3 separate regions of the Mus musculus genome follow, and regions 1 and 3 are each linked to region 2. A link is a loop called in an ENCODE intact Hi-C map of the cell type or tissue named here. Cell type or tissue: heart. All regions are shown on one strand.

What was found. A loop is a pair of places that touch in the nucleus more often than their neighbours do. Peaks named below come from ENCODE experiments on the same cell type or tissue, not always from the same donor. Only the 100,000 strongest peaks of a DNase experiment are listed, where the experiment ranks them.
Region 1: it touches region 2 in a loop (3-fold over the local background); 13 of 42 quality-filtered maps call a loop at or near these places.
Region 3: it touches region 2 in a loop (4-fold over the local background); 33 of 42 quality-filtered maps call a loop at or near these places.

The regions. Positions count from the first base shown.
Region 1 is chr4:40,267,497-40,269,996 of GRCm38, forward strand. It overlaps Topors (topoisomerase I binding, arginine/serine-rich), which reads right to left and starts at 2,345. Exons shown (of 3, transcript NM_134097.3): 1 at 2,178-2,345; 2 at 808-1,005. The coding sequence starts at 2,180. Smim27 (small integral membrane protein 27) reads left to right here and starts at 2,083. Exons shown (of 2, transcript NM_001349093.1): 1 at 2,083-2,223. The coding sequence starts at 2,179. In heart, a CTCF peak has its summit at 948; DNase peaks (open chromatin) are centred at 1,105 and 2,345; H3K4me3 peaks cover 2,500 bases; H3K27ac peaks cover 2,410 bases.
Region 2 is chr4:40,141,995-40,144,494 of GRCm38, forward strand. Aco1 (aconitase 1) reads left to right here and starts at 1,271. Exons shown (of 21, transcript NM_007386.2): 1 at 1,271-1,547. In heart, no CTCF peak of the experiment used is centred here; DNase peaks (open chromatin) are centred at 1,017 and 1,207; H3K4me3 peaks cover 2,197 bases; H3K27ac peaks cover 2,005 bases.
Region 3 is chr4:40,278,409-40,280,908 of GRCm38, forward strand. Ndufb6 (NADH:ubiquinone oxidoreductase subunit B6) reads right to left here and starts at 1,013. Exons shown (of 4, transcript NM_001033305.3): 1 at 750-1,013. The coding sequence starts at 929. In heart, no CTCF peak of the experiment used is centred here; a DNase peak (open chromatin) is centred at 1,033; H3K4me3 peaks cover 1,801 bases; H3K27ac peaks cover 1,441 bases.

The DNA of each region.
Region 1 (2,500 bases), 130 kb after region 2:
GGCTACAAAAGTCCCTGCCCCAAAATAAAAGGGGTGAGGGTTGCTTGGAAGCTAGCCCCGTGAAAGCCTCTCCTTCTAGATACGCATTGAGTGTGACTGACTGAAGAGCCCTGCACTTTGCATTCCATCTATTTCCAAACCCTCAAATCCTCTCAAACGAAACACTCTACCCTGTACTAGCTCAACTCTTAAGACACATACGTTTTTTCCTTCTTTCTCCACTTTAACATAGGACGGTGCCCAGTAGAACTGCTGCTTCCCAGTTCCGGTCTTAATCTCCGTGCCTTCAATCCCGTAACTGCCCCTCTCCAGTCTACCAATCAGAATCAGCAGCCCATGAGCAAAGGGCACTAACTAGATGTGTAATAAAGTCACAAGGCATACAAGCCCTGCCCACAATGTGTAGCACTGCACAACTCCTCTAGCCTTAACAGCTTCCTTAGTCCAAAACTACTGTCTCGGATGGAAAGACAACCACACCATGCATGTTACATAAACACGACCAACTGAAATGCTGATCCCATTTCACAGACAGGGTCCAGGGCTGGGGACCTACCAAGGTCACACTTCCTAACAGTGGCAACTGTTTTGCGCCGACACACAGCTCTATCCCGTATTCAGTTGCGCTCCAGCCCTTCAGGCAGTGCAGGGAGACACTCCCCTCGCTTGCCCACCGGTGCCGATCCACAGGTGCCCTGCAGCGTGGCGACCCCAGCCCTTGGGAGCTCCGGGTGGAAGAAGGCCCAGACCACAGGGCTGCTCCAGGGCCTACTGGAACCCCTCACCCATTGTTCCCGGCCGACTCACCTCCGAGGACGCGGTGGCAGGAACCGCTGGGCCGTTGGAAGCCAGCTCCCGCCGGCTCAGTAAGCTCGGCCGGTGGCGGCAGGATCCGCGAAGGCGTACCCGGCGGCTTCGGCGCCTCCCCTCCTCGGCAGGCACCAGAGGGGGCGCTTCACCCTCCTCGCGAGACAGCGGAGACCCCGGTGGCGGCGGCTGCGACCCCTATGACGTAGAACGTTCATCACCCACAGGCAGTTTGGAGGCGGAGAGAAGGCGAGACCAACCCCCCGAGCCCGCGCAGCAAAACACCGCTCCTCCACCCCCTTCCCCCGAGCTCTGGGCGCATGCGCCAAACCGCTGCCGCACGCAGGAGGCGGGACGTTACGGCACAGACCCCGGACCCTGCCCTGCCCCCACCGCGGGGGGGCACAGCACAAACTCCACAATCACAACCAAATATGCAGAAAGGCTGCCTCAGTATCAGTGGAACCTCACAAACTTCAACAAGTTGTTAGGATTCTCTATGGTGCCACGGGAACTGGACTGAGCTCCCAGAGCACCCTGGTCCTTCCGTCTATTTCAGCTGGGTTGACCATCAGGCATTTCTTTTACCCCGCCATAACTCCCTGCGGCCCGCTTCCCTCTTTCCACTCTCGGAAATCTACACTAAAAATGTATCTGACACATCTGCGCCCAAAGCCGAGCGGCCCAGCCTCTGCCGGCCAGGCTTCCACTCTGCACACCACCAGCATCCTGATAGTTGGCCTGCCAAGCTGCCTTTCTCGGGACTTAGTATTTCAAACTTGCTGCAGTCCCAAGCATTCGACAAACTGCCCGTCAACACTTGTTGGCCGGCAGATCCACCATGCGGGCTACCTGTACAACATATTTGAAAAGATTTCCAGCCATCAGCGATAATATTCTGTTTGTTCTTGGTGAACGGCTCAACTAACAGTTCCCAACGATGTTTTTGTTACGTAAAAGATGTTTAAGTCAAGCATAAACATATGAAGGTCTATCCGCATTTGGTGGAAACCGATGTGGGTGTGGGACGGCAACTTTGATTCTTCCACCGTGGACTATTTTCCAATAAACTTTTATATGCACACGATGGCACACTATCTTGTATTAATACCGCACTGCAAATGCAGGATAAAGCAGTTAAGGAATTCCTATGTGAGCGCAAAAAAGGCGCGATCTTCACATTTTCTCTTTTATTCCCTCTGCTGCCTGAAAGGCGGGCTAGGCCCGGATCACGTGATGTGTTCCAACTCCGGGCGGAAGCCCGCGGGAGCGCGCAGAGTCCCGCTGAAAAATGGCTGCTGCATCGGGGTGCAATGCGCCCGCGAGCAGGCTGTAGGGCCCTTGCCACCCCGTCCCCGCTGCTCCCTTACCATGAGGCCGATGAGTCGCCGAAGCCTGGACTGGACTTACTCCCTGGTAGGTACCGAGCAGAGCGGAGCTCCAGAGCGCACCATGGCAGGGCCCGCGAGCCGAAGGTAGACTGTTGGCTCGCAGCTTGGAACTCCAGAACCCATTCCTAAATTGAGCGTTCACGCCCTGCCCTCGGCTCCGCCTCTTCCTGGAGGACACGCTTTTCCGCCTCTGACGTCAGGGGTTGCAGGCCTGCTTGCCTCTGGGCTGCACTGTGTTAGAGGCATGTGATGCCTTTCCACCTGTAGCTGCTTGCTCGGGCTACACAGGGAAAGGACCCGGC
Region 2 (2,500 bases):
AAGTTTTATATATAGAAAGTTTGCATTCTGTGTAAGCTACAGACATGTTGAAGTGTGCTCCTGATGTATACTTCCTGTGCTTTGAGCTAGTAATAACGGAGAAACTGCCTTTTATAAGAGCTGGGTGTGGTGGGACAGAACCTGCAGTCCCGGCACTTTAAAGGTAGATGTAGGGAGTCCAAGGTCTGGGGAGTTCCACCAAACAATGAGCTCTAAGCCTGCCTGGGGCCCATGAGTATCTGACTCAAAAATCAAACCAAAAACCCCAAACAACTAAACCCTCGGGAAGAAATCTAAAACAAAACAGTAGTTGGGGTAGGAATAGGAAGTGAAGGGCAAGGTGGAGGAGGTGGGGGACACTGGAAGAGGCACTCAGAAAACGTACTTACCACCCAGCATTTAAAAGAAAGGTGGCGTTTTGTGTGCCAACTTGACACAAATTAGTCATCAGAGAGGAAGGAGTCTCAGTTGAGAAAATGCCTCCATGAGATCCAGCTGTAAGGCATTTTCTCACCATTTTCTCAATGGGAGAGGGCCCAGCCCATGGTGAGTGGTCTCACCTAGGCTGGTAGTCCTGAGTTCTATGATAAAGCAGGCTGAGCAAGGCATGGAAGCAAGGCATTAAGCATCACCCCCACGGCCTCTGCATCAGTGCTTGCTTCCAGGTTCTAGCCCTGCTTGTGTTCCTGTCCTGACTTCCTCCAGTGAATTGGAAGTGTAAGCCAAATAAACCCCTTTCTCCTCAGCTTGCTTTTTGGTCATGGCGTTTCATCGCAGCAACAGAAATCCTAAGGCTCCCTACGTTAGTCAGGCAGTTACATGTCACACTCTGCCCCTCGTGAGGGACAGTCAGCCTTCTCCACGCTCCAAAAGAGGAAAAGCCTAGAAATCGGCTCTACACTTCCTGGGACTGAGCCACTAGCAAAGCTAGATGCAGCCTCGGGGCCCAGTTTCTCCCGCCTATGGGGAGGAGCCACGAAGATCAATAGCCTTCAGCTTCGGGCCTTCGGGCCTAGGAGGTACAGAGGGGTGGAGCAGGTCCTAGGCTCCGCCCCCGTCCGTGGCCACGAGTCTCTTGTTCTAGGGGTGGGACGGTGCCCAGCCCCTAAACCTGGCCATGTAGGGGCCTGGGACTCGTCCCTCGGTATGGTCTGCCTTCAGGCTCTGGAAAGAAGAGGTGTTCCCAAGCTCTGCCCCTTGGCCGCAACCTCAAGTCAGATCTGGGCCTTGGGGCGGAATAGGCCCTAGACTCCGCCCATCTGCCAAGATCGGAAGGTTCCGAAGGGAGGGCGCACCCGGACTAGACTGCAAGCTTCAGCCATCGCTTGCAGCTTCTAGAGGGAGGAGGTGCCCAGGCTCCGCCCCTCGGGGGGCGGAGTGAGGCCCGGGCCCCGCCCCTCTCCCGCAGCAGCTGGTTCCGGCCCGCTCTCCACCGGTCCCGCCTCGCTGCCGGAGCGTCCGGAGGACCGCTCAGTGGGAGGAGCGCGGAGTCGGCCTGGGACATTGCTAGCACCCGCCTGTGTGCTCCGGGAACTGCACTGTGAGCGGTGAGTACCACGCGGCCCCGGGGCGTCCGTGCAGGCCTTTCCCACGGGTGCAGACCCGAGGACACGGGGAGAGCTGCGGGGAGGCGGTGGAGCTGGCTCCTGGGGTGACCTCTCTACTCGCTCCCCAGCCTGCGTCGCTCTGGACTGGGAGTGGCTCTACTCGGCGCCCCGGGAGTTCTCGCCTTGGTGTGAGGGCCGCACCGCCGGGGTGTCATTGTGCCAGGCCCAGCCCACGGGATAGAAAGGAACGATTGTGCCCGGCAGATTGGAGTCCCCAGCACGGGGCGAAGGCAGGCGGGGTGAGGGTAAGAGCCCCCTCAGTGGAAGGGCATAGAGTCCAAGGTGATTGATTGAGAAACCCAAGGAGAACGGGACTGTACCACTCTGGCCAGCCCAGTGCACTAGAACCGCAGATCTCCCTGCAGCACGCATGACAGCCTCCCAGCAGAAGTTGCCGAACTTTTGCATTTAGGACCGGCAGCGCGCCTAAAGAACCTTTGTTATATAGATTGTACCTATTGATTTTTGCAGTGTATAAATACAGCGTATAGACACTTAATATACTTAATTCAGATAGACCGATTCTGTAGTTTCCAAAACACTGTTATTAAGAATGGCATTCTTTAACCTTCCTGCAAATCTCTGCTTAGAAGACACTCAGCCTGTTGCAGTATGACAGGTCATGTAGCTTCTGAAGACTTTTAAGTATATTGGTGAAAATGTAACATTGTATTGCTTAAAGAGTGGTTTTGACCGTCCAAACACCTGCGCCTGTGTTTCTCTGCAGCATACTTTAGAACCACCGAAGTAGCCAGTGCTTAGGAGGCATAGTTCACTGGGTTTGCCACTTTATTTATGGTTCTTCCATTCCGCACCGTGGAGGAGTTAACCTCTGATACCCAGGAGCACTCTGGACCTCACTTTCCAACGGAATACGAGATCCCCACAGTTGG
Region 3 (2,500 bases), 140 kb after region 2:
AAGAAACCAACCAACCAACCAAGACTTTGTACAACTACTACTTCTACTTCTACCACAATTACTGGAAGGAGCTGAAAGCAATTCCCACACAATGTTCGCTACTCATCATTGATGTGATTTAATAGCAGTCTCCAAGAAAATATCTGGAATCCTTACAATAAAAAGCAGTCCTTGAGTGAACGGTTTTTCTGCCTGGAGGTCATGGAATGCAATTTAAAAGTAACTAAAAGTGTGTTAAACGTACACAGTGATGCGTAGAAAGGGAGCTTTAGAGTCTGACAAAGCATACCAAATAGAACCCTGTCTTCTGTTGCGACCCCATGGGGCTGTACTATACCAGCTGGCCAGTCTCTGGCACCTCAACCCTACCCACCGCGTAAGTGTTCTCAAATACTGAAATCACAGCCTGTGATCTCAGTTAATTCTGACCAGTTTAACCCGAGAAAAGGTATCTACACTCGAAAGAACTGCATGTGCGGCGAGCGTCTTGTAAAACCTAAGACCCGACTTCTCAGTACACCTGACAGCCACCTGCTCCTGGACTCCAGACCCCAGCCCTGAACAATAGCGACCTGACAGCGTCTCCGCTAAACCTGAGCCCCTGGACTGATTGTCCCTTGGGGCCCTCCCGGGTATGCGGGCTCTGGACAGGGTTGGGCCTTGATGGAACTGAGAGGAGTGGGCTGGGAGGCTTGGCCAGGCTGCGACCCGGGGTGGGAACCCGGACACCCGTGTGGCTCATCACTCACCATGTTCTTCCACACGGCCCCGTCCCGCAAAAAGTTATCCCAGAATCGCTCCAGGGGCCACATCCTGCGCGGGGGCAACACGGGCTCCCGGGGACTCAGCTCCTGGTCCTTCAGCCATCGTCTCCTTAGCTCCCGCAGCTGCTGCAGCCGCAGCTTCTCATCCGGCGTGTACCCTGACATGTTGCCGACGAGCCTACACAGGACCGGTCACTGACCTGCCCCTCCCGCTCCGCAAAGCGACCTTGAGGCGCCTGGAAGCGGCGCGGAGTGATGACGCCACACCAGCCCCGCCTCTGGGGGCGGGCCGACTCCTTCGCGGAAAGCAGGCTCTGCTCATGCGCAAAGCCCTCTCTTGGACCCTGGGTTTTAACAACCTGGGTTAAGTATGAGCTCAGGAAGGTCCCTGAGTTAAGAACTAAGTGGGCGGTGTTGGAAAGTGTGAGAAGTCCTGGGGCTAGGGTTCAGAGAAAGAACTTGTAGGGGAGGGGACCGGAAGAACAAGGACGATGGTTTAGCGAACCTCTGCCTCGCCCCCTTGAATTCTCTTCTTGACCGAGAGACACTTGCGTCCGAATTTGGCTCCCACCTCTTTCGTAACCCGCTAAGTAATCTTGAGCGCCTATCTCGGTTTTCTTCCCTCTCTGTACTGCAGAAATAAAGAGCACCTTATTTGGGAGGCTTCCATAGGCTCGCTCACTCTTTGATTCTGCCGGCCCACTTTGTAAGACATCCCAAAGGTATGGCAGTAAAAATTTGTAGGGGTGTGCACGAATATTCGTCACAACACGATATGTAATAGCAAAACATTGAAAAATCACCTCCCAGATTTCAGAATAGAGGATTAGTGGGAAAGCTTATAGTACTGTAAAGCATTGGTATGCTACTGCCATAAATGAGCCTTCTATTCATAACTGGAGTAACTTCTACAATCTATTGATAAGTTAAAAAAATAAATAAGTAAATAAAACCAACTACACCAAGTATGCTACCTTTTATCCAAAAGCAGGGAGAGTAGTAGTGATACTAAATATATATACATGCTCTGAAAATTTTAGAGTAATAAATGAAAATAATTTTGTTATTTGTATTTGGTTTTGGAGACAAGATCTCATGTTGGCTTTGAAATTGCTATTTAGGGAGACTGGACTTAAACTCCGAATTCCCCTGCCTCCACTACTCATGAGCTAGATGAAGTACACCAGTATGCCCAACCTAACTACTGCTTCAAACACCACCACCAATATTATATAGGGAAGATAGGATAGACACAAAAGTAGGAACTAGGGAGTTTGGAGGTGGCTTAGCGGTTAAGAACACTTACTGCTCCGTCAGAAGACTGAATTAGGAGAATCTAGCTACATGGTGGGGCTTCTGGAACCTGAGTGTTCTCCAGCAGAGAAGAATATGATTTATAAGGCTCTCTCTAGCGAACCAGAACTGGGGAAGTTTCTAAGACCAGTAAGCAACTTGATTAGCAGGTTTCTCTGGTCAAAGATGAAAACATTTCAGCATCAGTAAGTATGAATTGAATGATTTTTAAAATATAAAACACGTCACACATAACCAAGTCAAAATACTTTATTAAAAAATCTCGTTTTTGATTTTTGGATGATTTTTTTAAAGATTTTATTTATTTTGTGTGTATGAGTACACTGTCGCTGTCTTCAGACACACCAGAAGAGGGCATTGGATCCCATTATAGATCATTGTGAGCCACCATGTGGTTCCTGGGATTTGAATTCAAGACCTCT